Regions from separate parts of the Homo sapiens genome. Here all the other regions are linked to region 1. A link is a contact called in ENCODE Hi-C or POLR2A ChIA-PET data. All regions are on one chromosome and are shown on one strand. Each heading gives the region's core, a stretch centred on a gene start or an enhancer-like site at or near the end of the contact. The rest is flanking DNA. Distances are from core to core; before and after follow the strand shown. Region 1 overlaps RERE (arginine-glutamic acid dipeptide repeats). Region 2 holds the start of ERRFI1-DT (ERRFI1 divergent transcript). Region 3 has its middle 54 kb from the start of LINC01714.

Evidence for each region. A loop is a pair of places that touch in the nucleus more often than their neighbours do. ChIA-PET counts read pairs that join two places held with the same protein, here RNA polymerase II (POLR2A). Pooled maps may share reads with other maps.
Region 2: a map of naive thymus-derived CD4-positive, alpha-beta T cell shows a loop between it and region 1 (4-fold over the local background). The contact joins the promoter of ERRFI1-DT here to the enhancer-like site in region 1. A Hi-C loop is called at or near these places in 1 of 168 maps with a recorded cell type or tissue (naive thymus-derived CD4-positive, alpha-beta T cell) and 10 of 50 pooled maps. POLR2A ChIA-PET finds 5 or more read pairs at or near these places in 1 of 52 experiments (PC-9).
Region 3: a loop to region 1 is called in a pooled map, with 4 times the contacts of the local background. The contact joins two enhancer-like sites. A Hi-C loop is called at or near these places in 4 of 50 pooled maps. POLR2A ChIA-PET finds 5 or more read pairs at or near these places in 2 of 52 experiments (CD4-positive, alpha-beta T cell and RWPE1).

What each region holds. Positions count from the first base shown.
Region 1 is chr1:8,523,454-8,527,282 of GRCh38, forward strand. All of the region lies in intron 7 of RERE (arginine-glutamic acid dipeptide repeats), which reads right to left. Among named protein-coding and RNA genes, the nearest start is that of SNORD128, 30 kb to the left of the region's middle. RefSeq lists a silencer at 1,797-2,091 and an enhancer at 1,908-1,957. Within about 2 kb of position 1,883, at least 38 of the 41 ENCODE cell types and tissues checked have a DNase peak (open chromatin) inside an H3K27ac peak, as active enhancers do; they include CD4-positive, alpha-beta T cell and PC-9, where a contact is called at or near this core.
Region 2 is chr1:8,024,351-8,028,179 of GRCh38, forward strand. It overlaps ERRFI1-DT (ERRFI1 divergent transcript), which reads left to right and starts at 2,143. Exons shown (of 3, transcript NR_185980.1): 1 at 2,143-3,071. It overlaps ERRFI1 (ERBB receptor feedback inhibitor 1), which reads right to left and starts at 1,959. Exons shown (of 4, transcript NM_018948.4): 1 at 1,808-1,959. RefSeq lists silencers at 1,775-1,874, 1,995-2,044.
Region 3 is chr1:8,152,580-8,156,408 of GRCh38, forward strand. No RefSeq gene overlaps it. Among named protein-coding and RNA genes, the nearest start is that of LINC01714, 54 kb to the right of the region's middle. Within about 2 kb of position 2,237, at least 12 of the 41 ENCODE cell types and tissues checked have a DNase peak (open chromatin) inside an H3K27ac peak, as active enhancers do; they include CD4-positive, alpha-beta T cell, where a contact is called at or near this core.

The sequences.
Region 1 (3,829 bases), core at 633-3,132:
AGAACCATAAGCCAAAATGAAACAAACTAGCATCTTTTCCATGTTCAAGCTACACAGACCAAAGACTTCATCAACCACCAGAGTAACTTCCCATGTGCTGTTCCCTCACCTCCTCCACCAGACAAGCACAGAAGCCCTGAAGCAAGCCTTTAGCATTCCAAAAAATATTTTTCCCAGACAGGATAATATAGAAGAAATACATACCACACTCATTAGAGTTACTTTATTGGATTTGAAACATAGACAAATTCGACTCTTAACAACAGAATATCCACAGATCACAGTCAGCAACCACAAGTCTTCACCATCAAATAGATGGCGGCATCCAAGCTCCATAAATACAGATTTGTACTAGGCCCACACAGGCCAGCCACACCAGTGGCAGGAACCTGATCCAGAGCTGATTCGGCTGTGAGCACAGCTTCCTGTTCACATTTTTATTTGTTAACTGTAAAGAAAGTTTCAGAAGAGGTAAAGATCTAGAACAGAAAGGCAATATTCTCCTGACTCAAACAATGAGTTTGTTCCTTGAGCATGAAATGTGAGTCCTGCCCAGATCCCACAAGTGCATGACAGAAAGTGGTGCAGTGTCCAGTTCCTCTCGTCTATTGAAGGGATACTTTTATTAAAAGAAGCAGGAAGGAAGAGCAATGGTGCTTTTAAACAGAGTAAAATAAGGCGAGTTCCAGAAGCAACATTATATGGTATGGGGTACCTCCCCAAAACTCCCCAGTGCAATGCCCAAATAAATATGGTCACAATGGGAAGAAAGCCCTCACATGGGTAAAAAAATTGATCACAAAAATAATAAACGCACACCCTAAATTATCCTTCTACAATTCATCTCCTTAGTTGCAATCCCAAAATTGAATCTGTAAGAATACAGATTATACTTCAGTAATATTTTCAGTGACTAGAATTCACCAACATTAGCCTTCCTAAAAACTTTCCACTAAAATCAAGGGCCTCCCTGGAAAGAGTTGACCATGCAACACTCCAAATTCACACTACACCACTAAGAGCTTACACAAGGAATTTCTCCTTGTATCAATGCATAGTAAATTTCTTCTCCTTCCTATGAGGGTTTTTCAGTTGCACATTCTTCTATATTGTATGCTTTCTTCCATCCTCACAAATGCACAAAATTTAGGTGGCATTCAAATTTTTTCTAACCTTTATCAGAAGAAAAAGGAGTGGAAACAAAAAGGAGCAAACAGTATAATTCAAAAACTTCATTTAATATCTACTTGGGTAAGAATTCAATTTGTCCTAAATCTTATTCTGACTGGCTCCCTAAATAAACCACAGTGAAAGCCATCTGTCTGAACCTGCTCTGCAACAGGACACCCCAAAAGCACAACTTCCCCTGGGTAGAAGAAACTAGTGTCTGGCTATCAAGCAGTGGGTACGAAATGAGGCCTTGTCAATGACTGCCTTCTCAGCACCAACTACTCTTTTTACTCCATTTAAGAGAATAGAATTCCAAGTCACATGACAACATACACATATGCAAAAAATGCTATCCGATTCTAAAACAGATACAAAAATAAACAAAATACCTAAACTTCAATTTCTAACACAAAAGTCAATGCATACTTTTTTTAATTGCCAAAGAATTTTCCATAAGCTCTAAAAGGAAGATGAGTCTGCTTCCTTTTGAAGGCAAGAGACTAAGTAAAAACTGATGTGACATAACCTTTCATTTTTAAAAAAATCAATTTTAAGGTGTTATTGTTGCAATCATAATTCACAACTGTTCCCTGAATATGTCAGACTTCAGAAAAAGATCACAAAAATTATAATTTGCTCTGGCAAACAGGCTCTCAATCAAAACAAGGTTCCACCCACCTTCAAAGCAACCAATAGAAGCCCACCTACCATCCTTCCTAAAACATCCAAACAGAGCTGCTCTGCGGCCCAGGCATTCCATACTAGCCACAAGGCAAGGGGGCGGCCTGCAGGCTTGCTCTGCAGGTCTTGAAGGCAAACAAGCTTGGCAACACACACCCAGCACGACTGAGGTTAAGATTATACTACGAGCCGAAGAGGTAAGGGGAAGAGGACAGGGACAGAGGGACCCGCAAAGCTTCACATTCTATATCTGCTGAATGCCTCTCCGGTAGTCCCCATTCTTAGTTCTGATTTTACGCTTCACAATACCACCTACATGGCCAGCTAGGGCTGAATTAAAGGCTCTCAGGAACATGCACTATGAATGATGAAATGATTCATAAACACCTTCAGAAGTGAGAAAGAGCAGCAAAACCCATCACTGTTTCGGTGAGGCCAGGGGAAGATAGCCTACCTGCAGGGGCTGAATGGATCATCCATGACTAACACGGGCTCTGGTGAGTCTAGCTGGATTCCTGAACCTTTACTTTCTGCTAAAACTCTGCCCTTTTCTACACTAACAACTCAAAATGGAGGCACATGCAGTCTCAGAGACCTCATAGAGCTTTCACTGAGCTTGTGCTATGACCTAAGCCTTCACGCAGAACGCAGAAACTTCCCCTCACTCTGACAGGACTGAGCATGTGCTGTGACCCTCCCTCATCCACACACTGTCTCTCCACGACGCAATCAATCTCAACCCTGCTGTTTCCGTAAATAAAGCCCAGCCAACAGACTCTGCAGCTTCTCCCTGCACACCAAGCTAGTGTGCAGGGAAGTGGGGCCTTAGAAAGGGGATCCAAGACAGCCAACAGCAGGGAACTGAGCAAGCCCAGCCATGGAGAGGCTTCAGTTAAATGCCCTGCTCTGTCAGGAACTCAGCAAGCCAAGCCACGGAGGAGCGTCAGTTAAATGCTCTCTGCTCTGTCAGCACAACAGCAAGTTTTGTCTTTTTTTTTTTTTTTTTAAGGTAAATGGTGATTTTAAAAAGCAAGATCACCAAGAAATAGAATCAAAAGACAGATATGAATGACTACACACAAGATCAACTAATAGAAATACTGCAACACATTTAAAAACATAGTAGTAGCTACTTAAGAGAAGCAACTTCACAAATTTCTTTTTGAAACTCTAAACATTTTGAAAAAGACCAAACAATCCGGGTAAAGTTATGGAGTGCTTGGCCTTGTCACACAGGTACAGACACAGTGTAGATGGTATTGTGAGCAGGGTAGCTAAAGAAAACTGTATTTTCTGCAAACAGCTTAATCTTCCTTAGATAAGAAACTAAAAATAATAAATAAAACATTCCCCAAATAATAAATTAAAACATTTCCTAAAGTAATACTAGCCCAATCAAGTCTAGCTTGAAGAATCTAATTCTAACAATTAGAAAGACAGGAAGGTTCAAGATTCAACATCGTGCCACAAACACATGAACATCCAAAAATCTCATTTGAGGTCCTGATTCAAAATACTAAGGCAGATCCATATAAGAAATCCTAGCTTTGGATGTGCAGGCTTAGTTTCCACTTACAAACTAAGAGGTGATTCTATAGATTATTAATCAGTTACAAAAAGAAAAAGAAATGGAAGACCATGAACCTCGCCAAAATTATAAAGGACAAGATAGGGCAGGAAAGGGCAGTGCCAATTCTGTTTCCCAGAAATGTAATGGAATGTCAGGAAATTAAAGCCTGTTGAAAAGAACACACAGTGTCCTCAAGATTCCTACAGTGAATGCAGAATCAATTCCATTTCCATAGCACTCCCGTTTATGCTATGAAATAAACTAAATTCTGAAACTATGATTCAATAAACTCTTATCCTGCCGATAATGTAATTTAGAAAATACAAGAAATGCCAAGTACACTTAAATACGTTTTCCTTTGACCTAACACATGAAACAAGTATCTACAGGCTGGAAGAACATTTTCCC
Region 2 (3,829 bases), core at 893-3,392, 500 kb before region 1:
AATATCAATAATTCAGGCATTTCATAACAGCCATAAAAAAATTAAACAGATTTGCTTTCCAACCCTTATCAATGACTGCTCCAATCCTGCTGAGCCTTAAAAGGTAAAACATGCTTTCATGCAATTATTTATCAACATCAACTATGTGCAAGGCTGCATAAGATAGAAGCTATACAAGGCAGAGTGCCTACCCTTAAGGAGTTTACAATCTAATATATCTGTCAGGTTATAAATCGTTAGTCTAAGACCTCTATCACTTATTATCGAGTGTCCCCTGGAACACACAGGTGAAAATAAACTTCTGCTTGAAGCAAAGGGAATGACAAATAGTTTCTGAAGTCCATGCTAAATCCTTTGTTATTTTTCTTCAAACTTGCTAATATCTGGAAAAGAACTTGCTTGATAACATATTGGTAACCAATTATAGCCAGCATGTTAGCAAGAAACCAGCTTCTTTTATTTTGGTCTTTGCAAAATTTGATCATTTGCTGATACCTAGCCTGTCTTTGGTCTCTGTTCAAATAAAATTTCACTTAAAACTGTATATTGTAATTACAGAAATATAAGAAAAGAAATGCAGTTAAAAAAATAGGTACGGTGAACTTGGGATGTTCAGTCTCAACAAATGTGTGTACCCACTGCATTCTTACACATTTATAAAAGGTTGAACATTTGTTCTGGAAGGGAAAAAAAGGGCATTTTAACCTCACCTTTCTTCACCCCTGACAGTTGCCTAGAAACCAGTCTTGCCCTACCTGTGTTGCAGGTGTACCTCAAGTCACCGACACATCTCTTTTAAAGCTACAGTCTCCATTCTGACTTAAGTTTATGACTAACCATCTATTCATATTTTTATCAGGTAAGAGACTGGTTTCTTTCAAGCAATGATGAAATCCTAATAAAGACTTAGCAAGCACTAATACAGCACCATTCACGGTTAAAGAGTCATCTAATTTGTACAGGGCTATGATATACATATAAATACACACACAAAATTCCCAATAAGCATTCACGTCTTGAACACATAATTTTGCAGTCCGATTCCATTCAAAGCCGTACTTAAGACACTCAGAGCAAAGAATCACGTTTCTAGGAGAGAAGGAAGAGTTCAGAACAGCTTAGACGAATTTTTAAATACTGATTTCGGCATTACCATCGTCGCTGTGAGATTAGGCAGAGGGAGCGGGGCTGACCGCCAGAGAACCGGTACCAACCACCGCAAGCAATCGCCGAGCCTCCCACCCCAGCTTTCAAGACAGGATTTACGGGTACACGGTGTGAACAAGACAACGCAACCCCCTTTTTACAAATAAAAAAAAAATCAAACAAGCCCCCAGGCCCGAAGACGCTCATCCCCGCCGGGCAACCCCGCGAGCGCAGGCTGCGGGACGAGGACCTTCATGCTCGCCGCTCCCGAACCCCCGTCCGCTCCTGCGGTCCCGGTGCTGCGGGGACGTATCCCGGGCGCTCGGGTGCATGGCCCCGGCCAGCCGAGGGGCCGCGCGACGACCACAGCCGGCGTGGAGAAGGCGGCGGGCGCCGGCACTTCGCGGCGTCCCCAGGCCCGGGCTGCGCCGCCGGGGAGGGTCCCGCTCTCCACACCTCAATGGGGAGAAGCCCGCGAGCGACCGGCCGGCCTCTCCCTCCATCCCAGAGACTCCGCGTCGCGGCGACCCTCCCCGCGCCCTCCACGCCCCCGCCCTCGCGTCGGGGAGCCGCCTGGATCCCGGCGCCCGGCGCGGGGCCCCCTGAGGGAACGGAGCGCTGCGTGGCCCTCCCCACCCCCTCAGCGCGCCAGGCCCCTTACCCCGGAGGAGCGGCGGCTGCCCCGCGGCGCCCTCCCGCGCATGTCCGTCCCGGCTGGCTCAGCGCCGCGGGCTCAGGGGCCCGGACATCGCGCAGGCGCCTCTTGCTGGCTCGCGCTCCCGCTAGCACTCTGCCTCGCACCGGACCGCCGTCGCCGCGGCTGCCGCCGCCGCCTCTATATATAGCATAGGCCGCCGGGCCGTGAGGTCGCCGCGTCCCGCCCCGCCTCCTCCCGCAGCCAATCAGGGCGCGCGCCGCTTAAAGGGGCGATGCCGTGGCCGAGGCGTTGCGCCGGGCCCACCGTGGCGTATCGCGGCGCTGCAGGGAGCCGGCTTTGTCTCCCGGAGAGGCGTCTCCGGGCTGACCGCGGCCGCAGCTCCGCTCCTCTGCCTGAGCCGTGCGGCAGCCCTGGGAGCCTCTCAACGCCGAGCTTTCCTCAGAAGCCCGCGGCGACCCGGGCCTCGGCCGCTGTTCCTGCCCGAACTGAGGGCACATCGCGCTTCGCGCGGGATTTCCCATAAATTCAGGCTCCGGGCAAGATTGTGTGTTTTTTCCTCTCCGCGGGCCGCCGCTGGCCGTGTGGGCCGAAGAAGCCCTGGAGGGGGAGAGGGGAGCCGCTCTCGACTGGGCTTGCGGCGTGGGAGGGACAGTGAGGGACACTTAGGGACTGTGTGGGGCAGTGAAGGATAGTGTGGGATGATGAGGGACCGTGTGGACCGGTGAGCGACTGTGTGGGACAGTGCGGGACGATGAGAGACGGTGTGGGACGGTGAGGGACAGTGCGGGACGATGAGGGACAGTGAGGGACTGTGTAGGACAGTGAGGGACAGTGTGGGACGGTGAGGGACTGTGGGACAGTGAGGGACTTTGGGACTGTGAGGGACTCGGACAGTGAAGGATGGCAAGGGACAGTGTGGGACAGTATGGGACAGTGGACAGTGAGGCACTGTGAGGGGCGGTGAGGGACAATGAAGGATGTCAAGGGACAGTGTGGGACAGTGGACGGTGAGGTACTGTGAGGGGCGGTGAGGGACAGTGTGGGACTGTGAGGGATGGCGAGGGACAGAGTAGGACAGCAAGGGAGGATGAGGGGACAGAGTGGGCCGGCGTGGGGCGGTGAGGCTACGCGGGGGGAACCCAGGGCTCCTCTGACTGCGTTGGAATATGGAGGAAAGGTCCTGCTCGAGGTTGAGCCCTTCAGGGTCGCTGTGGGTTTCCAGGAGGAGCTCCCTCACTACTGACTTAGGGGGCCCTCGGCTTCCCAGGTTTGTGTTTACTCAGGCGACCTGAGCTGGCCCCGACGTCTTTTGGCTTTGGAGAGGCCACGGATGCCCAAGGACAAAGCCCCAGCGGGCCTGTGGGAGGAGGTTTCTCGGGGCGCCAGTGATGCAACTTAGGCTTATAGTTTAACCGTAAAATAAATAATACAAATGATAACAAACCAAGAGTGACTAAAGTCAGAAAAAAAGCAAACAGACGGAAACCCTCTAGTTTTAACTAGAACAAATTCCCTGGCTGGTCCTCTGTTGGGAGAGCCCAGAGACCTGTCGCTGACCTCTAGCCTCCTGGAGCCCCTGCTTGCACTTCAGCAATAATGCCTGATAGTTAGACACTGATCACTAGCTAATTGGGGTAGTTTAACATATGGAATGAGATTCTGGCCTTATTATCAGGTTAACTATTAACTCTACACCCCATGAAATGATTTGCCTTTCCCCCACTATTATTTACTTACATTCTTTTTAATTTAATTCAAAGGCCTAATTTTGAATTCAAGGCCTTAAGCACGAAAAGGAAAAAAAAAAGAAAAAGAATCTGAAGTATCTTTGCCCTCTCTCACTTGCAAAACAAACGAACGTTTTGCAGAGAGAAATCTGGCTTCCTTTCTGATGGCTCTTCTGGCTTACAAGGGGCTGTTGGGTCATTTTCATGCCTATGCCATTTGTCAACAATTCAGTTAACCTATCTTCTTACAGCCATTCATTTAGTATTATTTTAGGATGATGGAAATGAGTCACAACTA
Region 3 (3,829 bases), core at 987-3,486, 370 kb before region 1:
GTGGAGGTTGCAGTGAGCCGAGATCACCCCACTGCACTCCAGCCTGGGCGACAGAGCAAGACTCCATCTCAAAAAAAAAAAAAAAGGGCTGCTTTCAAAGATCACTGCATAAGTAGTGTGCTTATTATGATAGATTTTATAACTTTAAGATATAATCATCTTGTTCTTTTTCGTACATTAGCAAAGGAAACCATGAAACCACACGTTAGAATTGAGGGGACTTTGAAGTCAGGGAGTCTCTTTTTTACAGTTGAAGAGGCTCCGACAAACGTCAATGGTTTGCTCATGGGTACATGGCTAGTAAACACCAGAGCTGGCTCTAGGACTCGCATTGATGTCGGTTAATTGATATACCTGACCCCGCTACTAGTGCACAATTACTGCCCTGCGTCAGGCCAAATCAGGGGCATGGATCATCATGTTGGGGACACTACCCCAAAGGAGGAGATGACATGGCTGTCCACAAACCGGGAGCCCAGTTGTGCCCAGAATTGGTTCCTTCTGGTTGGTTCTTGGTCTCGCTGACTTCAAAAATGAAGCCGCGGACCCTCACAGTGAGTGGTACAGTTCTAAAGATGGTGTGTCTGAAGTTTGTTCCTTCAGATGTTGAGATGTGTTCAGAGTTTCTTCCTTCTGGTAGGTTTGTGGTCTCACTGACTTCATGAGTGAAGCCACAGACCTTTGCAGTGAGTGTTACAACTCTTAAAGGTGGTGTGTGTGGAGTTCTCTGTTCCTCCTGGTGGATTCGTGGTCTTGCTGGCTTCAGGACTGAAGCTGCAGACCTTCATGGTGACTGTTAATCTCACAAAGGTAGCACAAACCCAAAGACTGAGCAGCAGTAAAATTTATTGCTAAGAACAAAAGAACAAAACTTCCACAGTTAGAAGACGACTGGCGGAGATTACCGCTGCTGGCTCAGGTGGCCAGCTTTTATTCCCTTATTTGGTCCCACCCACATCCTGCTGATTGGTCCACTTTTCAGAGCACTGATTGGTCCATTTTACAGAGTGCTGATTGGTCCGTTTTTACTGAGTGCTGATTGGTGCATTTACAAACCTTTAGCTAGACACAGAGCGCTGACTGGTGCGTTTTTACAGAGTGCTGATTGGTGTGTTTACAAACCTTTAGCCAGACGCAGAGCTCTGATTGGTGTGTTTACAATCCTTTAGCTAGACAGAAAAGTTATCCAAGTCCCCCCACCTGACCCAGAAGCCCAGCTGGATTCACCTCTCACGGTGGCCCTCCTGCTCACACAACCTGCCTACCTCTTGGGAAGACACCTCCTGTTTGGACTTGCTGGTTTTTGTGCAGTCACGCAGAAAGCCCCATTTCGCATGACGCTAGCTGAACTAGAAGCAGAGAGACATGTACAACATTATAGATCTTTTATAGTTAAAAGGACCAGGAAATTCTGATCCCCTGACCCTCTCAACACCCTCCCCCCGCCACCCAAAACAACCACCAGGAAAGCGTTCTGCACTTCAGTGGAAAAGGCAAATCTTGTAACACTTGGCCTTGGCCTAGGTGCTGGGTGTCCAGAGCGGATAGAGGCCCATGGCGACAGTTGTGCCAGCAGATTCCTGCTGCTAAGTCCCCGGCCTTTGCGCTCTGTGGCCTGGGCTGATGGGTGGGTGGGTGCCTTTATTTGCCTGGTTGAGGAGTGCACTCACTGGGGGCCATTTGGTTTGAAACATTTTTTGCAGCTAAGGGGTGGTAAAGATGACGCTAGTTTAGCTGAGTTTAAGGCTAATTAATCAGCCTTCTTTTTTCTTTTTCTTTCCTTTTTTTTTTAGACAGAGTCTCACACAATTCCCTGGGCTGGAGTGCAGTGGTGCGATCATGGCTCACTACTGCAGCATCAACCTCCTGGACTCAAGCAATTCTCCTGCCTCAGCCTCCCGAGTAGCTGGGACTATAGGTGCCCAACACCATTGCCCCGCTATTTTTTTATTTTTTATTTTTTATTTTTTGTGGAGACAGGGCTTTGCCATGTTGCTCAGGCTGGTCTCAAACTCCTGGGCCCAAGTGATCCTCCTGCCTCAGTCTCCCAAAGTGCCAGATTTACAGGTGTAAGCCACCGCGCCCAGCCAAATCAGCCTTCTAAAGAGCTTAATTTTCCATCACTGACTTTGTGTTCTTTTATACAAAGGTTGCAGACTCCGAGGCTGAAACCCCTTTCTGACCGGTAGCTCTAGAGTAAACAAACGCCTGGACTTTCTTCATCCCCTGAAGACAAAGAACTTGTTCATGAGCCTCTCCAGGCAGCTCGTGGTCTGAGCTGTCAGGAATGACGGATGAGCAGCTGCTTTTGCCGGCGCCTCCGCGGCAGCTAAGGTAGCGCTCACAGGACTGTCTACACCATGGACTCAGTGTTCAGGTGTTCAGGGAGTTATTATTGGAGCAGCTCACTCTATCTTAAGGCAGACAGCCCCGGGCAAAGCGCAGCGGATAAACACAAGTGACATCTTATGAAACCTAAGTTCATGTGAAATCCTAGATAATTCTGTTGTCAGAAGTGAAAATATATATTGCATTTTTATCTAAAAATAAAAATGAATGTGATGATCTTTTTGCTCTTTGAGATCTAGATTTCGAAAATCTTTTCTTAGATGAAGAAGGAAGCCATTTCTTTGTACTATATCTTGGAAGAAGATTTTTTTTAAAGGAAAGCTGTAGGCTATATATACAGTCAGAAATTTGAAAAGATGCATATATATTTATTGAAAACTAGAAATGTTTTTGAAATAATAATAAGTTTAAAAAAGGAGAACAGAGTAAAAAGTGGAAAAGCAGTTAATTACATAATACAATACGTATTAGAAAAGGGGAAACCACTCCGTTTTTCTGATCCTAATCCTAGGAAAAAATTTCCTTGGAGAAATCTGCATCTTAGGCAGCTCTGGGAAGAATCCAAGGGCCCTCACTCCATCTTTAAAGAGCCCACCCTGGCTTTTCCCAGTGGAATTTGCTATGTTTGGGAAGTTTAAAAAGTGTTTAAGACAATATGGATTTTGCAATGGGATTTACACATAATTAACTCATGAGTCGCTTCTTTTGTGTTCCACTCTATGTCTGCTTTGTGGTTCCTGAAAGTCCTTGAAGAACCGGAGCTGAAGGTACAGGGCCCACGTTTGCCTAATCCCAGGCTGGAACAATTGGTTTCAGTCCCCGCCTCTCTTGGAATGTGGTTTGGAGGTGGAGGAAGGGGAGGAGGGGGACGCAGGAGGCCGGTGGAGCACGGCAGAGCAAAGCAGCTTCCTTCTCCAAGGGCTGAGGAGCCACGGAGTGCTCCTCTTTTAGGTCATCTCCTTTTTTGTTTTTGTTTTTGAGACAGGGTCTCACCCTGTTGCCCAGGCTGGAGTGCTGTGGTACAATCACAGCACACTGCAGCCTCAACCTCCTGGGCGCAGGCCATTCTCTCACCTTAGCCTCCCCAGTAGCTGGGACCACAGGTGTGCGCCACAGCACCTGGCTAATTTTCTTGGTCACTCCTACTTGCGTCCCTGCTGCCTTCGGAGTGGCCGCTTCTCCTTGCCTTTCTCTTGGTTCGCCTTACAGCCTCAGTTTCCCCCAGCCCCAATCCTTTATGCCCAGGCCTTCCAACCACCACAGTGAATGCAGACTTACTTTGTTTTGAACCCTGGGGGTTGAATAATGGAGGAATCTTCTCTGGAGGAGAGGTTTCTCTCTAGTGGAGGGAGCTTCCCTCTGTTTTCCCAGCTCCAGGATGCCTTTCTACCAGTCCTGTGCTGTTCTCAGATTAACCGAGCAGCCTCTGGTTGGATGACTGGGTTAGGAATCCCCAATTTATTGGCAAGGTGGTGACTGG